7 separate regions of the Homo sapiens genome follow, and regions 2, 3, 4, 5, 6 and 7 are each linked to region 1. The links are chromatin loops, found by intact Hi-C in ENCODE. Cell type or tissue: IMR-90. All regions are shown on one strand.

What was found. A loop is a pair of places that touch in the nucleus more often than their neighbours do. Peaks named below come from ENCODE experiments on the same cell type or tissue, not always from the same donor. Only the 100,000 strongest peaks of a DNase experiment are listed, where the experiment ranks them.
Region 2: it touches region 1 in a loop (11-fold over the local background); 61 of 110 quality-filtered maps call a loop at or near these places.
Region 3: a loop joins it to region 1, with 9 times the contacts of the local background. A loop is called at or near these places in 27 of 110 quality-filtered maps.
Region 4: it touches region 1 in a loop (2.5-fold over the local background); 4 of 110 quality-filtered maps call a loop at or near these places.
Region 5: it touches region 1 in a loop (9-fold over the local background); 3 of 110 quality-filtered maps call a loop at or near these places.
Region 6: a loop joins it to region 1, with 6 times the contacts of the local background. A loop is called at or near these places in 7 of 110 quality-filtered maps.
Region 7: a loop joins it to region 1, with 2.7 times the contacts of the local background. A loop is called at or near these places in 3 of 110 quality-filtered maps.

Annotation. Positions count from the first base shown.
Region 1 is chr7:117,713,615-117,717,614 of GRCh38, reverse strand. The region is part of intron 22 of CTTNBP2 (cortactin binding protein 2); the gene reads left to right. It overlaps LOC105375469 (a long non-coding RNA gene), which reads right to left and starts at 1,732. Exons shown (of 3, transcript XR_927902.3): 1 at 1,644-1,732. RefSeq lists a silencer at 3,408-3,933. In IMR-90, a CTCF peak has its summit at 1,624 (motif pointing right); a DNase peak (open chromatin) is centred at 1,654; H3K27ac peaks cover 133 bases.
Region 2 is chr7:117,456,965-117,460,964 of GRCh38, reverse strand. The region is part of intron 1 of LOC105375468 (a long non-coding RNA gene); the gene reads right to left. Among named protein-coding and RNA genes, the nearest start is that of CFTR, 21 kb to the left of the region's middle. RefSeq lists a cis regulatory region at 1,775-1,788. In IMR-90, a CTCF peak has its summit at 1,788 (motif pointing left); no DNase peak of the experiment used is centred here.
Region 3 is chr7:117,397,531-117,401,530 of GRCh38, reverse strand. All of the region lies in intron 4 of ASZ1 (ankyrin repeat, SAM and basic leucine zipper domain containing 1), which reads left to right. Among named protein-coding and RNA genes, the nearest start is that of ASZ1, 28 kb to the left of the region's middle. In IMR-90, CTCF peaks have their summits at 22 and 1,520 (motif pointing left); no DNase peak of the experiment used is centred here.
Region 4 is chr7:117,586,804-117,590,803 of GRCh38, reverse strand. It overlaps CFTR (CF transmembrane conductance regulator), which reads right to left. Exons shown (of 27, transcript NM_000492.4): 12 at 2,971-3,065; 13 at 365-451. Among named protein-coding and RNA genes, the nearest start is that of CFTR-AS1, 24 kb to the right of the region's middle. RefSeq lists cis regulatory regions at 1,432, 1,522, 1,691, 1,904-1,922, 2,350-2,366 and 3 more and enhancers at 1,520-2,632, 1,514-3,027, 1,355-3,027. In IMR-90, no CTCF peak of the experiment used is centred here; a DNase peak (open chromatin) is centred at 2,263; H3K27ac peaks cover 292 bases.
Region 5 is chr7:116,928,503-116,932,502 of GRCh38, reverse strand. No RefSeq gene overlaps it. Among named protein-coding and RNA genes, the nearest start is that of ST7, 23 kb to the left of the region's middle. RefSeq lists a silencer at 3,314-3,608. In IMR-90, a CTCF peak has its summit at 1,896 (motif pointing left); a DNase peak (open chromatin) is centred at 1,862.
Region 6 is chr7:117,211,163-117,215,162 of GRCh38, reverse strand. All of the region lies in intron 13 of ST7 (suppression of tumorigenicity 7), which reads right to left. Among named protein-coding and RNA genes, the nearest start is that of ST7-OT3, 30 kb to the right of the region's middle. In IMR-90, a CTCF peak has its summit at 1,972; a DNase peak (open chromatin) is centred at 1,982; H3K27ac peaks cover 906 bases.
Region 7 is chr7:117,310,743-117,314,742 of GRCh38, reverse strand. All of the region lies in intron 3 of WNT2 (Wnt family member 2), which reads left to right. All of the region lies in intron 1 of LOC105375467 (a long non-coding RNA gene), which reads right to left. Among named protein-coding and RNA genes, the nearest start is that of WNT2, 10 kb to the left of the region's middle. In IMR-90, a CTCF peak has its summit at 1,954; no DNase peak of the experiment used is centred here; H3K27ac peaks cover 539 bases.

The DNA.
Region 1 (4,000 bases):
GGTCAGTGTGTGGGTAATGTAGACAGAATGAATAAGTTGATTCACATCCAGGGCAGAACAGAGTAGGATGGTGCAAGATTTCATCATGCTACTTAGAATGGCCTGCAAATTTATGAATTGTGTATTTCCAGATCACAGAAAACAAAATTGTGGATGCGGGGGTACTAAGGTAACAAAACTGTCATCTTGGTTGTTCCTAAGGTTTCCTGCATTTTAGAAAATTAGAGTTAATTATAACAAAACAAAGCACTGAGTGATAACATAAAGGTCTTATACATTGCAAAAAAAAAAAATCTCAATTTTATTTCATCCTGACTTTCCATAACATGCATTACATTTCAATGAGACTTTAAAAATAAGTCTGAATGGCAACTAGAAGAACCAGGATTCCAGTAGACTTCCTTAACCTTTTGAAATAGCTTCCATGACTACAGCACTGCACCATTATCAGTTGGTTAATAAATGGCAAGAGCTGGCACAGCATGGTATTCCTGGGTGAGCAGAAACAATGAGAAATGTCTCACTCATTAGTTGTGAGGATGCAGACTTCACAGAAGCACTTTGTAATATATGGTTTGTTCACCAAACCATGTTGATTGATTGTAAGCCACCTTGGGAGTAGATGAGAACGGCAAAGACCTGTGTGTGGGTGGGAAGGTGGGGCGCAGAGAGCAGGATTATAAAGTAAGCATGGTGAGACTATTAAGTTATTAAGCTTTATCTGATCACCTAGCGGCACTGGGCCCCACAGCCCCGCTCCCTCACTGCTTCATTAAGTTTTGATCCTGGCTATTACATGTGGAACTATGTGAGCTGCATGCATTGGGAGAGCAGGTATGGGAGTGGGAATTTACACGGCTGGGGGCTCTAATACAAAATATTTAACATGATGTCCTGTGAAGAAAAGCATGGCTTTCAAGCTCACTCTATCATAATGTCTGCCTTTTTTTGTTCAACTGGGAACAATTTAGAAGCCCAGCAAAATTTGGAGGATGACCTAAGAAGGTGACCTGGAGTCAGCACTGAGCCTTCTGGTTGGAAAACAGTCTAGGGCCCATCCCTTTGCTATCTTTAAAGCCTCAACTCACTCCCCCTGTATTTATTGGCTTGCTCTGAGCTGTGCTTGACTGGACGCCAGTCTCTAGGACCCAAGAATTTAGGATTCCTTGTGGAACATCGTCAGTGGAAGGGGCCAGGAGGATCTTAGCAAGAGGAACAGTGAACCACCTTCCCCATAAGCCCAAATCACTTTCTTGTGTAAAAATAGAGAATGGCTGCTGCTTAAATGTCTAATAAAGAAACAAACATTGTCATACCCCTATTTCTCTGTCACATGACCATATTGAGTTGCTACAATAAGGTACTGTCCACAAAAAAAAAGTAGTACTGAAAGTCAAAGTTCTGGGCAGCTTTGTTTAAGATATTTTTTAAAGCGAGTCCTTTTATACTATCTGGGCTCTTATACAAAGAAAAAAAAACTATGTTATTGTTTAAATGTGCAATTTGATGTGGGAATTAGGACCGCTGCCTCCTAGTCTTCTCTCCCTTTGCCCACTGAAGACACTTATTTGGAGGGACTCTTCCCCAAGAGCTAGATGATGTTTTTCTCAGAAAGTGCCAGCAGAGGGCAAAGTGGTACTTACTGTTGGCAGCCTTCTGAAACCTTGACTGGCTGATGCCTTTTCTCTTCTCCTACTCAGCTGGTATTTCTGGGTTAGATGCCCAGTTTCTTCTGTTATCAGGAAGTATCTCCATTTAGAGGTAAGAGTTTCCTGGGTTAGTTGAAATCACTTTCTCCTTCATGGCCAGAAGGCTGGCAATGCCTCCATTGAAGAGGGGCCCTGCAACCATCATTATCTGTTGGAAAACAAAAATGAGTAAGTTATCTTTATTATTTGCAACAATATAACTCCTCACTGCTCTAACAGTAAGGGAGAGTAATTGGGTTTACTAATCAAGTGGCATTTAGCAGGCCTTCTGAATTAAAAACAAATATACATATTTAAATCAACAGGAAGAACAAATGTTAATAAATGTTTTCCTTTTATGTAAATCCAAACTAATCCTCTGAAAGGACAAGTTCACATCTTTGGTTGCATGATGAAATCCACTTGAGGCTTCTTTTTTTTTTTTTTTTTTAACTTCAGGGCCTGGACTCTAGTCTGAGGGGAAGCCTGGACAATGGGTTTTTTAAAGGTCCCTGGTGATTCTTACATGCATCCAGGGTTGAGACCCACTGTTCTAAAACATAGCCCTGATCTGTCATCTTCATTTTCCACCCATTTCTTTCTTTCCAAATATATCTTTAGAGGGATTGAGATGCCTTCATGTAGCTTTTCACATGTTCCTTTTTTACATGTAATTTACTACTTCCCTCTGTACTCCTCCCCATAGAACCTTCTCTCGTCACAGTCCTGTGCCTCTTTAAAGACTCACCCCCAATGCCACCTTCCCTACATGTTGTTCTTTTCCTCCTGCCCCTAACTTTCCCATCTAGAGGAATTACAATATCTTCTTAGCTTCTAGTAGATGCTGTGTATTGAATGAATTGCTCTGATTTACCAATTCTTTAAGGCTAAATAAAACTTACTTTAGGTCAGTGCCTTTCTACACAAATTAGTTTTTGAGTTTAACATGCACAGCAATATGGATAGTAAACGTTATACATTTAATACAGATAATTCGGGGGTTTTAGCCCAGGAAGCATTAAACACCTGTAACTCTCCTGCTCCTAAACTCCGCTGCCCCCTAGGCTTGACTTCCAGGGTGTCAGGAGCACTTTTCAGGCAGGATGCTGTGCATTGGTCACCTGCTCTATTCTTGCACTCCTGGCCTTGAATTGCTGTGGCTCACGCTAAGCCCAAGTGATTCTCCATGTTCTCATCCTAACTCCTTCCATTCTAGCCTCACACTTCCAGGGACTGACCAAACTACATGTTTTTAGTTGTTCTGGGTACTTCTCAGTACTTTATTTCATGTGGATATTTCCTGCCTCAGACCATGAAGGTACACTCCCCTCACCATCATGTTGCAGGTACAGAAACAGACTAGAACAGTGTATGTCTCCTTTCCTTCCTCTGGGCCATGGCATTAATTAACTCTGTAGATTTGACAATAATGGCAAAATTAAACAACTCCCCTCACCACCAGATTCTGTATAGCAACTAACTGTTATCCTTATTATAATGCCATATTTCATGTTTTCTGAATACTACGTATGTGTTGCATTTGCTGGTGTTTTAAACCAAATTACAAGTTCTAATTGGCCTTAGTAGGCCCATGACCAAGTCCCATTTTGCGGACTTAACAGTAATTTCTTGTTAGGAAAAATGAGATTGGATCCTGGTACCTGCACTGTTTTTACAGTTGTGACTATCACCATCCAACTCATGACAAGCAATGTAACTTCTCATTTTCTTTCTGGTAACTTGACAGCATAAGCATCTTTACAAAACAAAAGCAGAACATACTAAGCAGATTCGCCCTTAACATACCATCAAGTACACATGGAGGTGACGAGGATGGACTAGGATGTGTTCCCTCACCAGATGTAGCTCAGCCTTTTTCCAGGCTTCCTCGGACGTAGTTAAAACCGAGCCCATCTGTTTTTTGTTTTATCAGGAAGCTCTTGCCTTTCTAAGCTAGCTTCTTGCAGTCTAGACTTCTCTTTCCTTTCCCTGTAAATGCAGGTGGCCTGGACCCCAGATTTGTCCCCTCTTTATTCTCCATTACATATTTGTTGTTTCAGTGTTTTTATATTTTCCCAAACCACTAGCCAAGTATATATTAGAGTTACATTGCTGTTCCACTTAAGATTAGCTGAGTCTGAAAATCTGACCCCAAGAGATTTCACTTTGGTGATTTAGGGGTAGTTTAATGAACATGTTGTGTTGGGCTTTAAAGAATTAGGACTTTAACAGGGAAGTAAAGGAAAAATAGGATTTAAAGGGGATTGGAGCCAAACTTTAAAAGAACTTTAGTGACATGCCAGTTAGTGAGG
Region 2 (4,000 bases), 260 kb after region 1:
AAACCATCATTCTGAGCAAACTGTCGCAAGGACAGAAAACCAAACACCGCATGTTCTCATTCATAGGTGGGAATTGAACAATGAGAACACTTGGACACAGGATGGGGAACATCACACACCATGGCCTGTCGTGGGGTTGGGGGAGTGGGGAGGGATAGCATTAGGAGATATACCTAATGTAAATGACGAGTTAATGGGCACACCAACATGGCACATGTATACATATGTAACAAACCTGCACGTTGTGCACATGTACCCTACAACTTAAAGTATAATAATAATAATAATAAATAAATTAAATTAAACTAAATAAAAAGAAAGACAAAGGGCCTCTGACAGGCAGAGATGACTGAGAAAGATATGAGTAGAAAGGGACATACTTTTGAAATCGCACTGTTTGCATGGTTTGTGAAAAGCAGAGGAAGGAGTAAATGTGGAAAATCAGATTGAGACCTTGTTCAGAGTCTGAAATGGCAGAAAAGAAGTCCCACACCTACTATCATTGGCAAAAGGGAGTTAGTATGGGGTTTTGAGTAAGGAAATAACATCAACGTGTTGCATTTTAGAAAGAAAAAAGTAGAATAAATACACATGGTGGCCTAGTGGAAAAGGAAGACATCGTATGGGCAATCAGTAAAGAGGCTGTCACAGCAACCCTAGGCCTGAAGCTTCATCACTCTGCCTAATTGGAAGAATTTCCTTTTTGCTTAGTCCCGGGGATCCTTTCTTTGTTTTCTTCCCTACACCTATGTTCTAAGCTATAATAACTATAAGCTTGTATTCATTAGGTGACCTGAGGAAGTTCATTTTTGTCCAGTATTTGGAAATATTCCTTAGTATGACCAAGGGGAGTCCTAATACATAACCTTGCTTGACAGTTAAAAAAAGATTCTTAAAGATGAGGTAATCAATAAGCAAAGGAAAGAAGTAATTTCTAGTACTTGGAATAAGCAATATGGGGATTTATCTTCCCAGGAATTACTCAATCTCTCTCCACTACTGTACTTCCAGAACAATGCCATTATTCAAGCTGAACAGGCAAAAATCCAGGTTGCCACCTGACTTTTGATTTAACAAAGGTTACATGCAAGCTGTTCTGAACTGTTGAATTACATAGTTTATCACATCATCTAATGTTTTGAAAAAGATGTTTTATTATTAATTAAATTTAAAGTTTCAAGAGAAAATATCCTAATATACTTACTAAAACTATATTTAAACATTCCTGTAAGGTATATTATTGAAAAAAAAAAAAAAAAAAAAAAACTCCATCACATCCCATTTGAGTTTCCTTCAGTTATGTTTATAAGATACATTACTTGATTAATAAAACTGAAAACCATGCTTAACAACTCTGCATGTTGAAGGAAATGACCAAATGGCTATATTAAGATGTCTATGGAAAACATTCACATAAACTTACCCATAATTGAATTAGAAAACCATAAAAGGAAAAAGTCTAATTAATTGAATTACCCAAAATAAAAGGGGACATTTTTATCACTTCAAAATATAAAGAATATTCAGACTTTTCAAGTCTGAATTTATAATTGGTTTATAAACAATTAAAAATTCAAAGTACAAATTTCATTGGAGATTCATTAAACCAAATATATGTAAGAAATTAAAATTTATACTTAGATCAATTATTTTCAAAATAGCATAACTAAAGAGAAAACAAAATAGCTCACTTTGTAAATGTATCAGAGAAGTGTTTTAAATAGTTGAATAGAGGACGAGATACTTTTATAGTATTTTCTTCTCTCTTCCTTACCTGCCCTCTGCTGGTGAAAAGAGAAAAGTGAAAAGTAAAGAAGCTTCAAACAACATCCCGGAAAAGCACACTTTTATACAAAAAAAATTTAGTGTTATAACATTTTTCATTATACCAGATTAATTTGCCATCATATTATCCCACCACTCTTCTTGGAAGCAATATTCATACATTAAATGTTGCCTGTGAGTTAGGATTGGCGTAAAAAAAATTAGGAGGCTTTGGAAATATTTCACTATTTTAACAAAGTTTAGGTAAATGACCATGCTAAAATAAGAGTACAAACATCTAACAGACATCTAAAAATATTATGAAAGATATTTTATGTCATTTCTTTCTTTTTTTCTTTTTTGAAACTGAGTCTCACTCTTTGTTGCCCAGGCTGAAGTGCAGTGGCGCGATCTCGGCTCAGTGCGACCTCCGCCTCCTGCGTTCAAGCGATTCTCCTGTCTCAGCCTCCCGAGGAGCTGGGATTACGGGTGCCCACCACGATGGCTGGCTAATTTTTGTATTCTTAGTAGAGATGGGGTTTCACCACGTTGGCCAGGCTGGTCTCAAACTCCTGACCTCAGGTGGTCCACCCACCTTGGCCTCCCAAAGTGCTGGGATTACAGGCGTGAGGCACTGCGCCCAGCCATTTTATGTCATTTCTATCTTTACATTCTTATTGACCAAATAAGCATGGACTAGATGTGAGTTCCATTAGCACTAGTCATAATTGACTGAATGACCATGTCCAAAAGGGTCTAATGGATCACTGTGAGCCAAGATAGAAGTTAATAAGGATGGTCTACAGGGCTTCATCTTTAGTCCTCCCTGACCAACATTTTCACCAATGTTGAATATAAAATTAAGTAAATCCCAATCCATAAAGATTTCAACAGACTGGAAATTGAACAAATTGTACCAAAATAAAACAGGAATTACTACATAGGTTCAAAATTTGCACAAGCATGAGGTTTGTAGTGGTACCATTTGTGAAAGAGACTCTGATATTTCAGTTAGCAGCAAACTCAAGAGTAAAGTGGGATGCAAATATCAAAAAATTGATAATAATTTATATCTTAGGTGCTTGATATGTGCCAAACCTACGTTGAGCAGTTCATATATGTTCTAAAACCCCAGTCTAAAACAAATTTGGATCAGTGATTGACTCATTTACTGCCCAGCTGTCATGCTAAAAAAGGAATGAGCTAGAATTCTTTTACTGGGGGAGAAGGATTAGGAAATGACTGTCTGTGTATTTTTCAGATTGTCCCAATACAAAACTTAATTTGTTACGTGCAGCATAAGTTTCAGTATTTTTATATTGTGCTTATTATAAAAGTACAGACTCACCGATTACACAATATGGCAGCCCTACATTTTAGGTAACTGGAACTTTTAGACCCACCTAGGGCCAATTTTTCCTTCTAAAGTTAATTTTTTTGAAATTTAATATACATACAGAAAAGTATACAATTCATATATATATATGAGCTATATATGTATATATGAGTCATATATACATATATATAGAGACAGATACATAGATATACATCTCAACAAACTTTTACAAAGTGAATACATCCAAGTAGCTACCACTAGATCAAGAAATAGAGTATAAAATCAGCAAAACAGAAGCCTCCCTCCCATCATCTTTCAATAATTATCTCCTCCCAGAAGAAACTATTCTGACTTCTACCACTATCAATTTGTTTTGCATGTTTTTGAATTTCAGGTAAGTGAAATTGCAGTATGTACTATCTAGTGTCTGGCTTCTGTCACTAAATTTGTGTTTGTGGGATTCATTCATGTTATTGTATATAAAGGTAGTTATTTCCTTACTACATAGTGTTCCATTGTATGTGTACTCTTGATAAATATATCATCCTACTGTCAATGAATATTTGGATTGTTTTGTTTTTGCATCTTAAGGAATATGCAAGGAGGAAAAAATCTGTGTCATAGGATTTGCATATGTTCAATTTTAGTAAATATTTCCATCATTTTCCAAAATGTTAGTACCAATTCATAATTTACAATCTACCAAGAGCATATGGGAGTTCTAGTTGTTCCACCTCTAAGACAATACTATGTATTATCAGGGATTTTGTTTTAATGTCAGTCATTGTGGTAAGTAGAAGTATTTTGTAGTTTAAAATTATATTTTCTGATAATTAATAATTTTGAGTACATTTTCATATGTTTATTGGCCAACTGAATGTATTCATTTGTGAAGTACCA
Region 3 (4,000 bases), 320 kb after region 1:
AACATAGTGCCATCCCTATTGGAGCCAGTAGGGGTCCAGCACAACAAGTCAGCTGTTACTCTTATTGTTGATTCTTTGAAGGTATTAGATTTTATCCTCTGGTTGTTTTTAATATTTTCTGTTGGTCTTTTTTTTTAAAAAAAAAAAAACAGCTTTGCTATGATATCCCTATGTATAGTGGGGTTTTGTTTTTGTCCCACAGGAATTCTTAAATCTGTTGTTTGATGTATTTCATTAGTTTGGGAAACTTTTCAGGCAGTATGTCTTAAGATACTGCTTTTTCTTCATTCTCTCTCCTCTCCAATTGAGATTTAAACCATTACATCTATATCCCATTTGTTTCTTAACACTCTTTTCTTCCTTTATCTTCTCCATATTCACACTGGGTATTTTCTTTTGGTCTATCTTCCAGGCCATTAATTCTCTTCTGTAGCTAATCCACTATTAAACCCATCTATTAGCTTTTCGATTTCATTAATCTTGTTTCTTAGTTCTACAATTTACGATGCCTGGTAGCTTTTGGTTGAATGCTGGATATTATATAAAACTTTGGTACAGGTCTGTTTGCTTCCAGAAAATATTTAATTTTCTTCTGACTGATAGTTGGAATAAGGGCAGATCACGTCAATTAAATCAAGGATTAAGATGGTTCAAGGCTGGATTTCAGGATCAGTTTATTTCCTGTATTTTCCACAGTCTCAATTCAAACTTGGGGTGTTTATCTGAGCCACTCTCCCTTTGAGGATCATGAATGCCAATTTTTATTTCCTCTGCTATTTGTGGGAATGCTCAAAGCCCTCTTAGCATCTAGTTTTAGCTTGGTGGTTGTAGTCTTCTTCAGCCCCTGAAAATACTTTGAAGGCAGAAGTCCGACAGAAGATCACTTCTCTGCAGGGTCACCTTTCTGTTACTCCCCTTTTTCCAGATTCTTGATTCTTGAAGTTCTCAGTGCTTTAGTAGACCTGAACTCCAGTTTTTGTGTTGGAGTTCCCCATCACCATAAGAAGGCCTAAAGTTACTGCTTTCTGCTAATGCTACCCATTAGCACTTGCCAATGCTAATTGGCAAATGTCTAAAAGCAAAAAGTGGAAGAGGATATAAAACTCAATTCACCAAATGCTGCTTTTCTCTCCAGGAGCTTGGCTTCTCCTGTTCTGGCAACCTTGGTTTTTCTACTGTGTCTCCAGGCATATTTGTATTTTATCAGCTTTTACAGTCTTTTTCAGTGGGAGGTTTGATCTAACAAAACTTTTCTGATAGCTGGAAATGGATATCTAATTCCTAGCATTTTATCATTGTCGAAATTTCCTTTATCATAGTTGTTTCATTAATCTCTCAACTATAAACTGAGTGTATTAAGCAGATTAAAAAGATTAGATAATACCGAACTATATGCAAAAATATGACATGAAGACCAACCATTTTACCCCAGTACAGAGACGTGACAAATACATCATTGTGAAAATATATTATTTTTCTGTCAGATTGAGTTTTGCTTTCTGCTTTTCTTTGAATGCCCTCTAGTGGAAATTTTATTGAAATGAAATAACCAGAAATTGAGACTAACAAAAGGTTCTGTATCATCCAGAAATAAAGTTTAATTATGGGTACATCATGTACGTAAACTTTATTCTTTTTAACCAACTTTTATTTTTTTAAGTTTTATTGAAATACAATTACATATTGTAAAGCTTAAAGTGTAGAATTCAATGGTTTAAGTATATTTACGGCATTCTGAAACCATCACCATTATCTAATTTTGGAACAATTTTATCATTCCCCAAAGAAACTTAATATGCATTGGCTGTCATTGATTCCCACCCAAACCTCCCAGCCCCCACCCCTTAGCAACCACTAATCTACCTTATAACTCTATAGGTTCGCCTGTTCTGGACACTTTACATGTAGCCAACTCTTGAATGTAAAAAATTTTGAGGAAGCCTGGTAGATGAAGAAAAAAAATCACTTAATGTCATTGATTTTTAAAATTGGTTTCTGTTACACAATTAATACATGCTAAACGCTAAGAGTTAGAAGATGAAAGACTCAGTCCTTGTGTCAAGAATTTGACAGTACGGAAGAGATTCCAAGGCTATAGGCATTTACAATATAGGAAGATTAGAGGTAGTAGAAAGTGTCTCTAGGAACAAAAACTGGGAAAACTTAACTGAGATGCAGATGACAAGTGAAACCTTCCTAGAGGTTCATTCCTCAAACTTAGTTGTTTTTTATTGTTTGGTTTTTGGGGTTTTTGTTTTGTTTTGTATTTTTTTAGCATTTAGTTTCAGCTTCGTTCAGTTTTGAGACACAGTCTTGCTCTGTGCCCAGGGTGGAGTGCAATGGTGTGATCCTGGCTCACTGCAGCCTCGACCTCCTGGGCTCAGGCCATCCTCCTGCCTCAGCCTCCTAAGGAGCTTGGACTACAGGTGCATACCACCATGCCTGGCTAATTTTTTAAATTTTTTGTAAAGACAGAGTCTCACTATGTTGCCCAGTCTGGTTTCGAACTCCTGGGCTCACATGATCCTCCTGCCTTGACCTCCCAAAATGCTGATACTACAGGTTTGAGCCACTGCGCCCAGCCTCAAACTTAGTTTTGAAGGATAAGTAGGAGTTAGCCAACTGAAGATCATAAAAATGAATATTCAGTTTAGAGGTAGGTGCACGTGCAAGTGGAGAAGGAGGAAAGAGCCTGTTTCATTTAGGCAGTTGTAAACAGTGTATCTAGAAATATTTTAACCAGCTCATGAGATATTAGAGTAGAAAGTGGGTCAGAATTGATGCACTTTGGCAGAGGCTAGATAGTAACCTGTGTAATCCTACTGAGAGATACGAATTTTTATCATGAAAGCTATTGAATAATTTAAGAATAATGAACATACTAGTATTTTGTAAAGGTTATTCTGACAGCAGATGGAGGATAAATTGGAATCAAGAAATCCAGTTAAAAGATTATTGCAAGAGCAACTAAACAGTGTTTCATCAGCACTATACCTGCCAGTATGTATAGAGATACTTCTCTCTTTTATAGTGGCTGTACAATATTCCACTGTATGGATGTGATATCTTAATCCAGTATTTCATTGAAGAACACTTGGATTGTTTCCATTTTTTTAGTTTCACAAAAAAATACTTCAGTGAACATCTTTGGCAACTTGAATAGATTTTTTGATAGAACACATCTCTAAAGTGGAGCTGCTGAGACAAAGGTAGATGTGTATTTATAATTGTGATAGTGTTATGGGAAGATAGGCCTTGAGCGTGAGACATCCAGGTTCTTGGCGTGTTGAACAGAGTTGAGCAAAATGCACAAAGTAAGAAAGGTACGAAACAGCGAAAGTAGGGATATATTGAAGCGAGATAGCACTCCATAGGATAGGAGTGTTTTAAGCAGATTAAAAAAGATCAGATAATACTGAACTGTATATAAAAATATGACATGAAGACCAACCATTTTACCTTTAGTACAGAGAAACAAAAATACATCATTTGTGGTTCAGGGGCCCTGCTCACAAGGTTTTCTGGGGTTTAAGTACCCTTTTTGAGGTCCCTATTGGCTACCCACTATGTGGATGAAGGATTTGGCCTGTGGCCGATTAATAGCTGAGGTGAGTTCGCCTGTGGACAACCAGAGGCCAGAGTGGACTGGCACCCTATGCAGATAAAGGGATAGCCCATGCTTGGCCCACAGCCAATCCATGGCACTTTCCCTTTCCACCTGAGACTTAGTGGAACAGAGAGGCTTGTAGGGGGAGTAGCCTCTGATCCTTTGTTACTAGGCTGTGGAGAGATGGGGATTTTTCTTTTGATCCTGCTTTAGGAAGTTAGCATGAATTGGCCTTATGTTCTCTGCCTTCAGACCCAGGTGTTTTCCTCCAGCTTTAGGAAATTAGCACGAATTGGCCTTAAATTCCCTGCCTTCAGACCCTATTCTCCAGCCTCAATAGGTGTTACCAAATCGTCTTCTGAAAAAATTGAAAACATTTACACTATCTCCAAC
Region 4 (4,000 bases), 130 kb after region 1:
GAGAAGACAGAATAAAATACTAACACAAAAAGTAAATAAAAATGTTAAGTATAATAATAATTAAAGTAATATATATCACAAGGCAATGATACTGCAAAAACTACATAGATAGCAATTGCTATAACAGTATAGCAATGAGAGAAACTGGTTTAGCATGAGGCGGTGAGAAAAGGTTTTAATGGAAGTAATCTTGAATCCTGGCCCAGTAGGGCAGATCAGATTTGAGTTAATACCATGCTACATTCTGCCATACCAACAATGGTGAACATATTTCTCAAGAGGTAAAATGCAATCTATGATGGGACAGTCTGTCTTTCTTTTATTTTAGCATGAGCATTATAAGTAAGGTATTCAAAGAACATACCTTTCAAATATTTCTTTTTCTGTTAAAACATCTAGGTATCCAAAAGGAGAGTCTAATAAATACAAATCAGCATCTTTGTATACTGCTCTAAAAAGAAAATGGAAATTAAATTACATTTCCTCTCTATTTCCTGGTCATCTAGTGTAGATGATTTGCCTTAAACAGTTCACTACATGCATTACAATATGGTCACCACATCGATTCACTGAAATAACACTATTCTCAAAAGTGGTGCAGAAGTAGCACTTTTATACATGTTTTTACTATGGTAGATTATTTTAAATGAGGAATAAAGGAATAAGTTGCAGAAGATTTTTATCACTTTTCACAACATTCCAAGAACTGCTGAAGTGATTTTGCTAACTGTAAGTGGCATAAACTAGCAAAAGTCACAAACTGAACTGTACCATAGCATACACTTTAAAATATTACCTTAAAAAATATTTTAACAATAGTATCTATTTAGAGGCAAGTACCATGCTATGTGCTCAAAATACAATGGCAAAAATTATACAGTTCCTGCCCTTGAAGATGTTGGGTTTTGGTGAGGACACCAAAAAGAAAATAAACTATTCCAAACTGTAAAATGTCAGAGACAGCTAATAAATTACATTACTTATGTGAAATTATTTTTAAAATGTTTTTCTAAGTGTTAACCACTATCAACAAATTGATAGCAGTGCTGCCACAACTGTATAATTGATATTGCATTTTGTTCCTTGTAGTTTCAGTCTCTATATCATATTCATAAAAGTTCCAAATAAGGAAAGTATGAGTAAGTCACAACAAAATGTATATCCATATTATTTTACTATTTAGCTAAAATATGAAACCATAAGCAAGTAAAATCTACATTGAGTTGACCTTAGAACAGTAATAAAGATGAAGACACAGTTCCCATATTAATAGAAATGAGATAATTTCTTCATAACATTTAAATTTTTCAGGTGTGATTGATAGTAACCTTACTTATATCTCAAGTACATAGGATTCTCTGTTTATACATGTAATTGTTGGTACTTCTGTAATAAAGAAAATTGTATTCAGCACACAATTAAGAAATTTTTAAAGCCAATTTAAAAATTTTTTTAAAAACCAATGGCAAAACTTTAAAAGTCTAAAACAACCTTTATAGTGTAACTTATTTTTGAAGACAGTATGCAAGAGCTACATAATGGATCCCATCAAAATGTACACAGTTTCTTCCCCACACTCTGTTCTTAATTCTCTCCCTCACATCTATGACAAGTTTCTTATGAGATTAGAAATAAGAAATTCATCATCCAAAACTGGACAACACATTACACATTCTGATCAGAATAAGAACAGACAATTATTTTTAGTTCCTCAAAGTGTGTGCACCTTACAGCAAAACCAAATCTTAAACTGATAACACAAACTCAGTTCTATGTTGGATGTCTAGAAGCCATATACTCTATCTTATCTAAATTTGTGGAATTCTTAGAATAAGTCTTACTTTGGCTCACAGATAAAAACAATCAACTTCCATTTATTTAGAAGCCTGTGAATTATCCGTATCTATTGATTTATTGCCTTACAGTGTATTTCCAAGATCAAAGCATGGTTTAATGTAAAGAATCAAAAGGACCTGGTTCAAACTGTGACTCTACCATTTTCCTGTATGGCTTTTGGCAAGTTAACATCTAACAGCCTCAATTATCTTATGATCTCTTCTGTAAAGCAGGGAGAACAATTCTTACTTTGCAGAGCTGTAAGGGGATTACATACACACAAAAGTACACACATGACTAGAATACTACCAGGCAATTGCAGGTGCTCAGTTAGGGTTAGTTTCCTGTCTCAGCTTTTGGAAAGCAACAGAAAGTAAGGGAAAGGAGCCAAAACATCAATGAGTCAATGTGATTTCTTGTTAACGACTTTGGCAACAAAGTGAGAAGAATTTTGTTCAGATAAAGCTTGAGAAACATTTGACATCAGAGTCACCAATAATTGTTTAAACTGAAAGTTACAGTTTAACCACAAAGCTCTCTCCTTGACATACATTATCTATATTTACATCTCTTTGACAGCTTTAAAATGCTTGGACCAAGAGTGTTTCTACTAAGGGACCTCCTCCCCCAACAATGTTAATGCATTTGTCCTGTTTATTTTAAATATTATAGATTTTAAGCCAAGTGACATCATTTGCCTTCCTATTTTGTTATGAAAATTATGATGAAAAATTTTGAAAATGTATGTTTATCTATACCAAGAAGCCTAAAGCTGGTGTGTACATTGGAGTGGCAGGGTCTATGATGGAACTAACAGATATTTACATCTTCTCTGTCCAGTATTATGCAGAATCCTAGAGTTTTCCATTTGTAGTAAACTATACTATGAGGCAAACAAATACACTGACACCAAGATACGGGCACAGATTCTGAGTAACCATAATCTCTACCAAATCTGGATACTATACCATTATTTATAGTTCTTAAATGTGATTCTTAACCCACTAGCCATAAAACCCCAGGATTTTTTCAATTCCAGAAACAGAATATAAAGCAATAGAGAAATGTCTGTAATTTTTTTACATGAATGACATTTACAGCAAATGCTTGCTAGACCAATAATTAGTTATTCACCTTGCTAAAGAAATTCTTGCTCGTTGACCTCCACTCAGTGTGATTCCACCTTCTCCAAGAACTATATTGTCTTTCTCTGCAAACTTGGAGATGTCCTATTACCAAAAATAGAAAATTAGAGAGTCACTTTTAGTATGCTCAATCTGAATTTGAAAGGCACATCTTCCTTCTAATGTAATCATATATCACACTATTGCTTTAACCACAGTTGAAATTTTGAACATTGCATCTCCATTATTTCAAATGCAATTTATTTAGTTGGTCAAAAACAACATTGCTGAAATTTTAGATGTAAATTTTTCTGTAATTTTTAAAATGTCATGAATGATCATTAAATAATAATTATAAAATACCAAAAATTAAAATATGTGTATATTTATGGGTATATAAATATGTGTAGATCATCCATAGGTCCATTTTACAAATTCAAATGTTATCAACATACTAAAATGTACTTTTCTCCAATTTAAGTTCACTCTTTTCAAAAGAAATCTCCCAAAATGAACAAACCTCCTAAGAAGAGAAACTAAAAGAACATTATTCACACCCCTGCAGGATCTAAGTATCTTCACTGGGCTTCCATGGGTCCAAGGCAATTCCTTTCCATGCTTCTGTCACCTATCCTCCCAACTAAAACAGCTTTCTTCCTCGTCCATCCTCAGCACCTCATTCTCACGACCTCTCTCCATTCATTCTGCCCCTCCTGTCATCCTTTCTCCCAGGTAATGAATATTTCTGTGGTAACAATCATTCTAGGCATTGTAAAAGAAGACTGGAATTTATGCAAAATAGTCCTTGACTCCTAGGCATTGTATGTCTAATTTAGAAGGTAAGTCATAATCCTGGAGAAAGCTAAATACTATCCCAAAGATTTAACTAACCATTTTAAGATAGTTTATAAAACAGTTCACAATTAATTGGCAAATTAATTTTGTACATAACAGAAGTATACAATAGATAGAATACCCTAGAGGCTTTCAAACCGATGGGATTTGGTCTGAGACTTCAAGAATGCGAAGAGTTAGATAGG
Region 5 (4,000 bases), 790 kb after region 1:
TGTAATCCCAGCTGCTCGAGAGACTGAGGCAGGAGAATCGCTTGAACCCAGTAGGTGGAGGCTGCAGTGAGCCGAGATGGCGCCACTGCACTCATGCCTAAGCGACAGAGTAAGACTCTGTCTCAAATAGAAAAAAAAAAAAAAAGAAAGAAAGAAAAGAAAAAAGAAAGAGAGCTCAAAAAATTCTAACTAGAGAGTTCGGTCAAGGTGAGAATCTTTGCGAATTTGGCCCATGGGCCATACATAGATTGTTGACCCTAGTTTAAGCCACTGTTAGGTGCTGAAAGTGCAACTGAGTGCACAAGAGTAAGGGGGAAGGGGCAGGACCCTCCACATCAGCCAGCTGTCTTGTTTTATCTGCCATTCTTTCTACCTTTACCCTGAGAAGGCCATTTAGAGACCTCATTAGCAAGGATGTGAGGGGTTTTAAGCAGGAAAGGAAAACGACAAGACTTGCATTATAAAAAGATACTCTTAGGCCAGAGCGGTGGCTCAGGCCTGTAATCCCAGCACTTTGGGAGGCCAAGGTGGGTGGATCGCTTCAGGCCAGGAGTTTGAGACCAGCCTGGCCAATGTGACGAAACCTCCTCTATTTTGTAAAAATTAGCCTGGCGTGGTGGTGCATGGAGGTAATCCCAGCTACTCGGGAGGCTGAAGCAGGAGAATCGCTTGAACCCGTGAGGCGGAGGTTGCAGTGAGCCGAGATTGCACCACTGCACTCCAGCCTGGGCAACAGAGCGAGACTCTGCCTCAAAAAAAAAAAAAAAAAAAAAAAAAAAAAGAAAAGAAAAAGAAATAAAATAATTAAATAAAAATCAAAATCACTCCTCTGTAACTAGATAGGAAATGGATTGGAGGGAAATGAGAGTAGATGCCGAACAAATGAACAAAAAAGTTAGATTATTCCCACAGTCTAGGCAGTTTGTATTAGGGTGATAGCACTAGGAATAGAGAGAAGTGGACTTACTTGAGATGTATTTTGGAAGTAAAATGGACAGAACTCGCTGTCAATTGAATGTGGTTAGTGAAAGAAAGAAAGGAATTGAGAGAAATGCCAAGAGTTCTGGCTGATTCAGCCAAGCCCACCGCCGCCTCGGCCTTTGCAGAAGCTGGTTCCTTGTGGGGAATACTGTCCCCCGCGTTTTCTGACTCCTGCTTCCTTCTCATCTTGGTTTTCATGCCATCTCTTTACAGAGGACTTTACCCTATTTTCTTTATACCTTTATCCCTATCTGGCATTTTTTGCTGTTGTTGACTTATGTAGTGCCTCTCTCTCTCTCTCTAGTGACTAAGGCCCTTTTCACTGTCTAATTCACTGCTGTGTTTATCAAGTACCTAGAATAGTGTCTGCAACCAGGAAGAGTTGGAGGAAAGTTTGTTAAAAGACGAGTTGTGCTGAAAATAATTTAACAGTGGAGGTCTGAAACAGTTTTTTTGTGTGAAATCTGTGAACATTATTCAGGTCAAGAGATAGTGGATTATAGGGGCCATGAACTCTAATTGTATGAAGACTGCGTGTTGTGAGAGAAGACAGAGAGAAAAATGGCAATGTGCAGACACGAATGCACTTTTCTGAGAAAAGAGATCATAGCTCGCTTCACATTTGCAGATGAGTCCCTAACTTCAAAGACAGCCAAGAATCCTTGTGTTCTTGGCTTGAATATAGTCAAACTTTTCTACAAGTGTTAGCCGGTAATAAATACCCTAACTTATCACTATTTCCGCTTCCTAAAGTTTCTTTTCCAGACCAGCAGTGCCCTTCTGCTGAGTAATAGCCGAACCTTGAGCAGCGGAGATGCTCCAAGGGATGGGACACAGGATGTCCTGGACTCGTTTCTCCGCGCGGCATCTACCTATACTGCGATTAGCTTGAAATGGGAACAGTGCCACCTGCTGGCGCCTCTTGGAAACTGCAGTCTTGTCCATTCCTGTCGTTAATTTCGGAAACAGGATCTCATCCCACTCAAACACATGCTCAGAAACACAAACCATTTTCCCTTTTAAGCAGAATTTTTAAACACTAAGCGAGACACATAATGATAACATCTCTGAACACAAAAGATGCCAAACACAAAATTAAAAGATAAAAGGCAGGCCTGGTGCGACGGCTCACACCTGCAATCCCAGCACTTTGGGAGGCCAGGGAGGGAGGATTGCTTGAACCCAGGGGTTTGAGACCAGCCTGGGCAACATGGCGAGACCCTGTCTCTGTGAAAAATAAAAATAGCCGGGTGTGGTGGCGCGAGTCTGTAGTCCTAGCTACTCAGGAGGCTGAGGCAGGACGATCACTTGAACCCAGGAATTTGAGGCTGCAGTGAGCTATGATCGTGCCACTGCACTCCAGCCTGGCAACAAAGCGAGATTCCAGAGAGAGACAGAGCGCGAGCAGATGGAGAGAGAAAAAAAGTTTGCAACCATTTCTAAGGGGCTCTCCCATGAATATTCTTCTGTAGAATATTTAACATATTCTGTGGCCAGAATATATTAAATGTGTGGGGAGGAAAAATCTGTCAGTCTTTTCCTTTATGATTTCTGAGTTTTGTTGACTTTACAGGAAGGTTTTTCTGTAACTCATTATTAGTTCCAAAATGTTCACTATTTGGTTTGGCCAGATCTTCAAGCCCATATGATTTTTTTTTTTTTTTTTAAATATCAGACAGGATGAGGTGCAGAGTGAGCACCTAAGTTTTTTTTTTTTTTTTGAGACGGCGTCTCGCACTGTTGCCCGGGCTGGAGTGCAGTGGCGCAATCTCCGCTCACTGCAACCTCCCAGGTTCAAGCGATTCTCCTTGCCTCAGCCTCCCAAGTAGCTGGGATTACAGGTGCCTGCTGCCACGCCCGGCTAAGTTTTTTGTATTTTTAGTAGAGATGTGGTTTCACTATGCTGGCCAGGCCAGGCTGATCTCGAACTCCTGACCTCATGATCCGCCCGCCTCAGCCTCCCGAAGTACTGGGATTACAGGCATGAGCCACCGCTCCTGGCTGAGGATCTAAGTTTTAAGATTAGGTTAAGCTGCAGATGACAACAAACAAAATAGCAGAGGCTTAAACAAGATAGAAGTTTGTTTCTCAGGTAAAAAGCCAGGTACATGATTTGAGCTGGTATTGTGTTTCAAAGTGTGAGGGAGAGTGTTCAGTTCCATTTGTGCCTAGACCTGATGGCTCAAGACGGTGGCATCAGAGTTTCAAAGAGCAGGATGGAGGAAGAGAGAATAAAAGGGGAGTACACAGGTTCTGACCCTGAGGGCAAATCCCAGGAGTTGCCCTACAACGCTTTCATTTATCCCATTAGCCAGAACTTAGTCACATAACTAAAAATAAATATTGAAGGGGCAACCACCAATTTCCACCACAGATTACCGCCTTTGATTTATGTGAACACATCCTTCTAGTTACACACAGAGTAGTATATTTACCCCCCCCCCAAGGACCCATCCCTCACTACAGTCAGCTCCAAGTCCAAGATAGCAGGGTGAATACACAATTCTCATCACCAAAAACAAATGCATCTCATCGTCCAGCAAACTATAAATTAGAAGATGTTAAGTGCCCTAACACTCTTAATATACAACGTAGGAACAGAATAATTGCAATTCAGAAATGAAACAAGGTTTCCCTACTCTGGTAGTGGTTTTATGGCTTAGTTCATGAGGTAGCCCCTGATTCCGCTCTCTGAGGAAAACTCCTTGTGCGTCATTCCCAGGGAAGGTTCTTCATTGTCCATTATCTTTCCTGGCTATGACTGGGGCTGCACAGCTTTCAGAGTTCACTGTTGTTGATTAGGGTGGCCACACATAGCAGTTTGTCCAGAATAGTTCCTATTTACACCTGTTATTTCAATGTAATAATTAAGAGCTCTCCATTCTCTCAAAAATATTGCAGTTTGGCTAACACATTACATAATTGCTCTATTCCAAAATTCAATTCACAAGGAACTGCCAACAACCACATAAGCTTGGAAGAGGAATCCAAGCCTCAGATGAGATTGCAGCCTCAGACA
Region 6 (4,000 bases), 500 kb after region 1:
GGGAAAAACACTTTCCCTTAGTTGGATTAAATGATGTTCTACTCTGAAATTCTAGGGTCTTACAGCAGACTCACTAACTTCTTAGTGACCCTCACCACTCTAATACTCAGTTCCTACTGTCATGACAGATAGTGTGGATACAAGCATTACTATCTATCTATCTGATGTGAGGTGTGTGTGTGTGTATTTTTTGCTTATATACACTGTACACACACACACACACACACACACACACACACACACACACACACAAATGTTCTTCCCAAAGCATTTCAGATTCTTATTCATCTTGATCTCCTCAACCCAATGCCTGGCACAAAGGATGGACTCAATAAATATTTGTTGAATAAAGTAATGAATGAATAAACGCACAATCAAGAAGAGACAGAATATTCCTTTTTAAAAACTCAGGTGGACCCATATGATAGCCATTCACCGAGACGGAATAAAGGAAAGGAGCAAGTTGGTTCTACTGGGCAGTAGGTGGGGAACCATCATATGATATCTGGAGTCTGGCTATTAGGGTAAGTTAGCTATGACCAGCGACTTTAGCCTATCATTGCTTTCTCCGAAATTACAGAATTTAGCCTTAGATCTATGGGGGAGGGTGGTGGAATTTCTCTTTGGTAGTTCAAAAGGTGCCAGCCTTATGGAGGAAAGGTTTGGTTAGAGGAAATGCCCTAAGAACCACATCTTACAGTGAGCAGCATTTGCCATTAGGTTCAAAGAGAATAAATTAGAATCAGAATCTCATCCTACGCTTCAACAATGGGCCATTTTCCCCTCTCAAAGGAAATACTCTGCCTTAGTTCCCCTAAAAAACACCATCCTCAAATCTTATACATTATTTAGTGGATTCTTTGGGGCGGGGGGATCTCTAAAAAGAAAATAAAGAGTCTTACTTGGTCAAGTAGAAAAAAACGGAAACAAAGAAAGGCTAAGTGATTTACCCCATGGCAGACTAGCCTCCTGATATATAGAACTAGAAAATTAAAGTTCACAGTTGTGGTCGGCAGGCGACCCTGCTTTCTAAAATAAATACAGCCAAAACACAGCCTTGAAAAGATCAAGATAGGAAGGAGATAAAGTCACATCAGTATTAATACAGGTAAAACAGAAAATGTGCCATTTAAAATAGGGCCCCAGCAAAAATAAAAAATAAATAAATAAAATAGGGCCCCATAGGTGTAATACCCTAGTGAAGAAGACTCAGTTCAAACGAGACCCTTCGTTTCTATGTTTTTTATGTTCAACTCATACTTCCAGTGGTGCATGTATGTGAGGATCGCCAGAACAGTGTTTCAAATAAATGTGATTCAGATAAGGTGGCAGCTATGTAATGAACTGGAAACATATTATAAAATCTTGTAAATTAAAACTCTTGCCCTTTCTTAATTATCTTGACTTTGAGGAACGTATTGTGTAATTTCAGGGGCTGGGACAGTGATGAATCAAACATTTTGGAAACCTTTGAAATGCTGATGTATTTGTGGTTGAGGATTCAGTTTTGTTTTTTTTTTTAAAACCACCATATGTTTCAAACCCAAACAATCTCTGCCATGCATCAGCTGGACTTCGGGGGTTTTATCAAAAATGGGAGGTTTTTTTTCAGCTTGATTGGTGGAAAACTCACTTAAGTCCACTAATTAAGGATGGCTAATGTTCCAACATAACAAATTCATTAAAAAGCAAAACAAAATACACCTCCACCCCTACTCCCAGAGAACACTTTTGACAGAAACTAAGAATTTGTTTTAAATCTCCCAAAATAAATTTACTAATAATCATTTTAAACATGGAACCCAGTAAAATTAGGTACTGTTACCTTCTTCCCTGAATTTTCTTTCTAATGAAAAAGGGAAGTTGGAAGGGAGTTGGGGAATGGTCCTAAATTTCAGAATGAAGATAAAAATGATTCAAAGGAGAAAAACCTAAACTATGAGGCTGGAGATGTCAAAAGGCACCACCAAGTGGTACAATGGTGGAAGTGCAGCCTCCTTTGCTCCTGCACAGGCTTCCTATGCATGGCCAGCGGACCTGAGAGGGAGCTGCGGCAACTTTCCTGAAGTCACCAATCTGGGGTGGGTGGGGTATGGCATTCAGTATCATCAGTGCTTCACAGTTTCTAAAAATTACTAAAGTTAAGTAAATGCTACTATAAGTAGCTGAGTCAGAATTCTAATCCAGGTCATCTGATGGAAAATCCAGAGCTCTGAACCTCCATTTAATTTATAATGAACATAGATCCAGAAGCGATGTCAAAAGACTGGATAAGATTGTCTGGGTTTGGAGGGGTAATTCTTTCTTCTAAATTGCATGATATTTACAGCTTTGTTTTTTTAAAAGACCAAAAACATCTGTAATGAGATATTATTTTTTAAATATATGTGTATACATATGTGTATATATACATATGCATATTTATGCTTGTTGAAAATTTAAAAACAGAAATATGAAGAAAAAAGAAATTACTTAAAATCCACAATTGAGTGGTAATCACTTAAAACAGGCTTATTTACTTCCAGTCTCTTTCATTTATTTATACATACCTGTTATTTATTTTATAAAATTGGTCTCATTCGATATTTAAAATGTTTAAGTCAATATTAAACAACAAAATATAATTTTATATAGGATGATTAACTTTCTAAACACTATAGAGAGATCAGGTGTAATAAATACACCCTATGCTGTAAGTAGTGATGTAAATTTCAATTGTGGGCTTCCAAACAAATGTTTCAGAGATGATTAATCTTCGTATTCTTAATCTGTTGTTCAGTACAGTGAAGGAAAAGTGACCTTGGGTTTACATCCTGGCTCCCCAACAGTGGCCACAGGACCTTCAACAAGACACCGATCTCAATGAACCTGTTTCCTCTCTTGAAAAATTGAGATGGCCACCTCTGTCCGGCCTAACTCAGAATATTATCAGGAAGAGTGAATGATGTAAATGCAAAACCTCTGTAAATTACCTAGTTAAACAAACACTCTTCAAGGTTCGTGGCATTCTCAAGCATTTAGCATATAGTAAGCACTTCCACAGTCCTCTTTTCTAAAATTGAATGTTATGGCTCTCTGTGAAAACTGAATGGCAGTGTAAGTGACTTTGGCTGGGATCACAGTTACCTGATTTTCACAAACACTTCTCCAGAGTGGTTCCTGCCTATCTGTAAGGATCAACTGCAGAATTTTCCTTTCCTATAGGTACCTGGCCATACTGTGTTATGCCTGAAAACCCACCCCCTCTTTTTATCCTAATAAAGCATTCTGCCAATTTAATTTGAGAAAATTAAATCCCCATACAACTATTCTGCTTGACTTTGTAGCTCCCTGTTTCACTTCATGTTTCTTTTAATCTCATTATCCTTCCAGTTGATCAGATCATCTCCCCACTGTTATCTGACCACATGGATAACTAATTTCCAAAGAGAGTTTCCAGTTACTCTTCATAGGATTTTTATTTTTTCTATGGTGATGCCATTTTTCTATGGTGATACCATGTCTTTATCACCCTTTGCCCCACCCCTTTTTTGGGTCCTTTCTATGGGACAGGTAACTTTCTTTTCTATGAGACCCAATGGATGCTTCTATTATTATTTCTAAGATGCCAATCTACAAAAATTTGGTAAGCCAACTTGTCCATTTAATTTCTCCACAACTGACACTAGGTGAGGCCTCTCCCGTTCAACCCTGCTGGGCTTTTCTGTCTCTTTCTCATGCTTAAATAAACATGTATTGTGTTTCCTTTCTGATAGAACATCTTACATACAACAGGAAGCACAAGCCAGAAGGAATCATGACCATGCTCACACACACCCTGAGTGGAGAGTGGTGTGTCTTAACCCATTTAAATACAGTTGCTGGTGCCACGCAGGCACCTGGAGTGTGCTATTACACTTACTGAGGAGGGGCGGAGGCACTGATAAAATCCTCCTTCAAGTTATAAATAGTAATCTATAGAAGCAGAACTACTGCTAATTTGCTAAAGAAATATTTTCAA
Region 7 (4,000 bases), 400 kb after region 1:
ACATAGCAATGTTACACTGAATGCTTATATCTAAGGGATATAAAGATTAGACCCAGAGCATCTTTTCTTACATGTATCATGAAAACAACTCATCAAGCATGGTTTGTTGGCTTCTTCTAGATTTAGGGATGCCCTCTTTGGGAACCTGACCCAAGTCTCACTCATAAAAGCCCCACCTTGTTGTTTCTGGTGCTGGATAAGTAAGTGGACCAGGAGAAGACATGATCCTCAGAGGGTATTCTGGCCCCTTCTCCTCTAGACCTGACTAACTTCCTGGGCTCCAGTCAGTGTACACCCTTTAACCATCATTTGTTAAATGAGGAAACTGAAGCCCTCAAGGTACTCAAGGTCACAAGGAAGTTAGTAGAAAGGACTAGAAAGTTAGGTTTCAACACGTAGTCCAGGGGTGCTTTACCCTAGGATTAAACCATTTCAATGCCAATGTTCAGACCCACTGATGACCCATGTCTTTTGGTATGGTGGTATGACCAGAATAACTAGAGAATTTAATGCTGTACTTGATGCTTTTGTGTGGAAAGCATTAACTGGCTGGGTGAATCAAATATTTGTTCAGAACTATTCTAGAATAATCTAATTGCCAATAGGAAGAGGTAACGATAATTTGTCTTTTATCAACACAACATAAAAATGTGTTTGATATTAATATATAAAGAAAGATAAGCATAAAATTGAAAGGTCCCTGGGGGGGCTTTAATAGGAAAAATAATAGAAAAGAATGGATGAAAACCCCTTTACTAGGCTCCTGGAGAGAACAAATCTCATTTAAAGGAAGTTAGAAGGAAAGAACTCTTGCTTAGCACATGGTATAACATGAGTGTGACCTGAACTGTTTACAAATAGTACCTTTCTTGAACTTTAAAAATCAACATTCCTAATTTTCATGAATTTATGAACTTACAGTCACTACTGCCAAGAAAATAGACTATGGTTGTGCAATCCTACAACTATTGGTAATTACTGTTTGTGCAATGATTTGGATAAAAAAATTTACACTGACCTTTGTCCTAACATTGATAGTACATGTATAAGTTATAAAGTGTGGTGACTTTGATAGGAGTGTGCTGCTTAATTGTTCAAACAGGGTATATAGTTAGATTTCTCTATTTGGAAAGATAAAAGATATTGTATCCAAAAGAACATTGACTTATCAAAATAAATGTTAATTTCACTAAATAGGTCATTAGATATTGAATGTTTCAACTCTTCAAGACAATAGATCATAGCTATTATATTTTAGGCCCTGAATAAACACAACTTTTAATGTAAATCACATGATTCTTCACCGTGTAGAGGTGAACAGCTGTCAGGCCTCAGATATTCTCCTGCCTGCTCTGCAAAACTTAGGAGGCTACTTTTGATTGGAATAAAAGTGCACACACTGACTTTTTAAAATGTGGCTTTAATTAATGGTGGGTGGGCAGACTTTTTCAAGGAGATGCATGATGTCAGTGAATATGAACTTTAATGAGAGTAAATGTATTGAGATAAACATGCGTCTCTAATTCTCTTCTTGCGGTCATTAGACCCCCAGTCTCTACTCCCCCTTTGTACTAGCAGAAGGTCTGTGGAATCAAAATGAGAACAGCCTGGGCTTGTTTGAAGGCAGGCCTCCTGAGCTAAGCCTCCAACTGGCTTGGCTCTAAGGCTCTAGAAAGCCCCCACCTCCCAGGGCTGACGGTAACATCAGTCCACTTTTTTTCTTCTTCTTTGTGCTTTTCAGCATTTTCCAAATTGGCCAATATGAACATCTACTTTTTAAACTGGGAGGGGTAGGGGAGAGCAATATATTTCATTTTTTTAAAAACCATCTATTCTAAGATTGCTCTGTTTAGCTAATGTTAAAAGTCAGAATTCATCACTGCCATTCATAACGGGCCTTAATTTTTCCCCAATATTTGAACAATTTATTTATTATAGCAGTTGGTTAGAGCACCCTCATGTGTCTCTGTACTGTAATGTCATTTTAGATCCTCTGTGCTATATCATTTAATCATAGTTTCAGCAGAATTCATAATGATTTCTTTCTTTCATGTTTACTTAAATGCTCATCCTTGATTGAGTCTAGTTTTCCACCTCCAATTAGGACTATGAATAAGTACTAAAAAGATAAGCCTGTCTTGTTCAAAACAAATATTCTATCAGGAAGGAAATTCTATAGCATCCTTCAGCAGCTCTGTTTAGGTCTAAAGAAACCATGCTATAAAAACTTCCAAATTACATTTTAAGATAGTTTTAGGTAAATTACATGCAAAAGGTCAATATCTGCCATTTATTTCCTTTGATGAGCTTGCAAACAAGCACCTTTTAAATTTGTCCACTCTTCCAGCCTGGGCAACATGATGAAACCCTGTCTCTACAGAAAAATATAAAAAATTAGCCAGGTGTGGCAGTTCTACTACCACAGCTATTCAGCTACTATTCCCAGCTATACTCAAGAGGCTGAGGTGGGAGGATCATGTGAGCCAGGGAGGCTGAGGCTGCAGTGAGTCTTGATCACACCACAGCATTCCAGCCTGGGTGACAGCACGAGACCCTGTCTCAAAAAAAACAAAACAAACAAACAAACAAACAAAAAAGTTAGTTCACTCTTTCTTCTAAGATGAAATAATGAAATAATCACAACTTCTTTAAATGTTCCTAAGGGAATCTGTATGAAAATAACTCATGTTTCCAGTCTTACTGCCCTTCCATCACTCTGAAAGTTTCTATAAGAGTAGGAATTTCCATAAGAATAAGAGGAATTCCATGAAAATACTTTCCCTAAAAGGTGCCTCTAACTTAAAAATAGAAAAGAACATGGGACTTCAAATCAGATGCACCTTTGTTTTAATCTTACAATACCAGTGGCTTTGCTCATTGAATCTCGGTTTTTCTCATGTATGGAAGGGCATTTTGTGGTGCTACGGGAAGACAAGTGTAAGGCAGATAGCACAGAACCTGGCATGTAATAGATGCTTAATAAAAGTTCCTTTCCCTTTTGTGAAGTTAAGATTATTTGTAACTCAGGTAACAGAGCTAGGCAGAAGTCCATCCAGCTGGAATTATTATTTAGGATTCAATCTGATCACTCCATCTATCTATAGAGTCATCTTCTATTCAGTTAACATACTAATAAAACCAAGCATATAGTATTTTTTAATTGATAAAATACTGTCAAATGTTTTATAATTTGATATTTCCAAAACCCCTGTAGGAATAAAAAATAGTATTCATATTTCTACTTTTCAGATGAGCAACTGGGCCTGAGAGGGATGGAGAGACTAAAGCAGGGTCATAGAATCATGAAGTACTAGATCCTGGGAGTTCACATCCGCTCCTGTTCTCCCATGTGCCCTTGTCTACATTTCCATATTGCTTTTGTTGAGAATTTCTGAGAAAAGAAACAATATTTCTATATGTACGGGGGAAAAACCAGCAGCTACTACCTTTGGAAGGTAGTTTACTGATGATTTTTTTTCTTTGTGTGTGTCTTCACACATTTTCTAAAATGAATGTGTATCGGTTTTTAACGACAAGGAAAAGTGGTTTTAAGTGCTGAAAACCTAACTGCCAGTCATCGTGAGCACACCCAAACCAATTTAGCCTTCTTTTTGGAGGATTCGCAGAATTTCAACAAACAGCACTGCAACTTTCAGAGCTCTGTTCTTGTATTTTGGGACTAACTTTGGTTCAACAGTTATTTTATTAAGGAATTACTTTGGGAAAGGCATCAGTTTTGGTACTAAATCAATGTGGAAAAGAATAAAACAAAGCAGCCCCTGACCATAAGAAACTAAATTTTAGTCAAGGAGAAAAGAGTAATACAATTGCAAGGCAGGCAATGCTATGTGGTATAATAACATAATCAGCCACAGGGCCAGTTAGCTGAGGAGATAATGGTTGTATCATAAAAAGAACTGGGTGTTTGAGCTGGAGATAAAAGATTTCCCATGGTTGAGATATGGAAAGCACTTTCCAGGATGAAGGGACTTCAAGACAA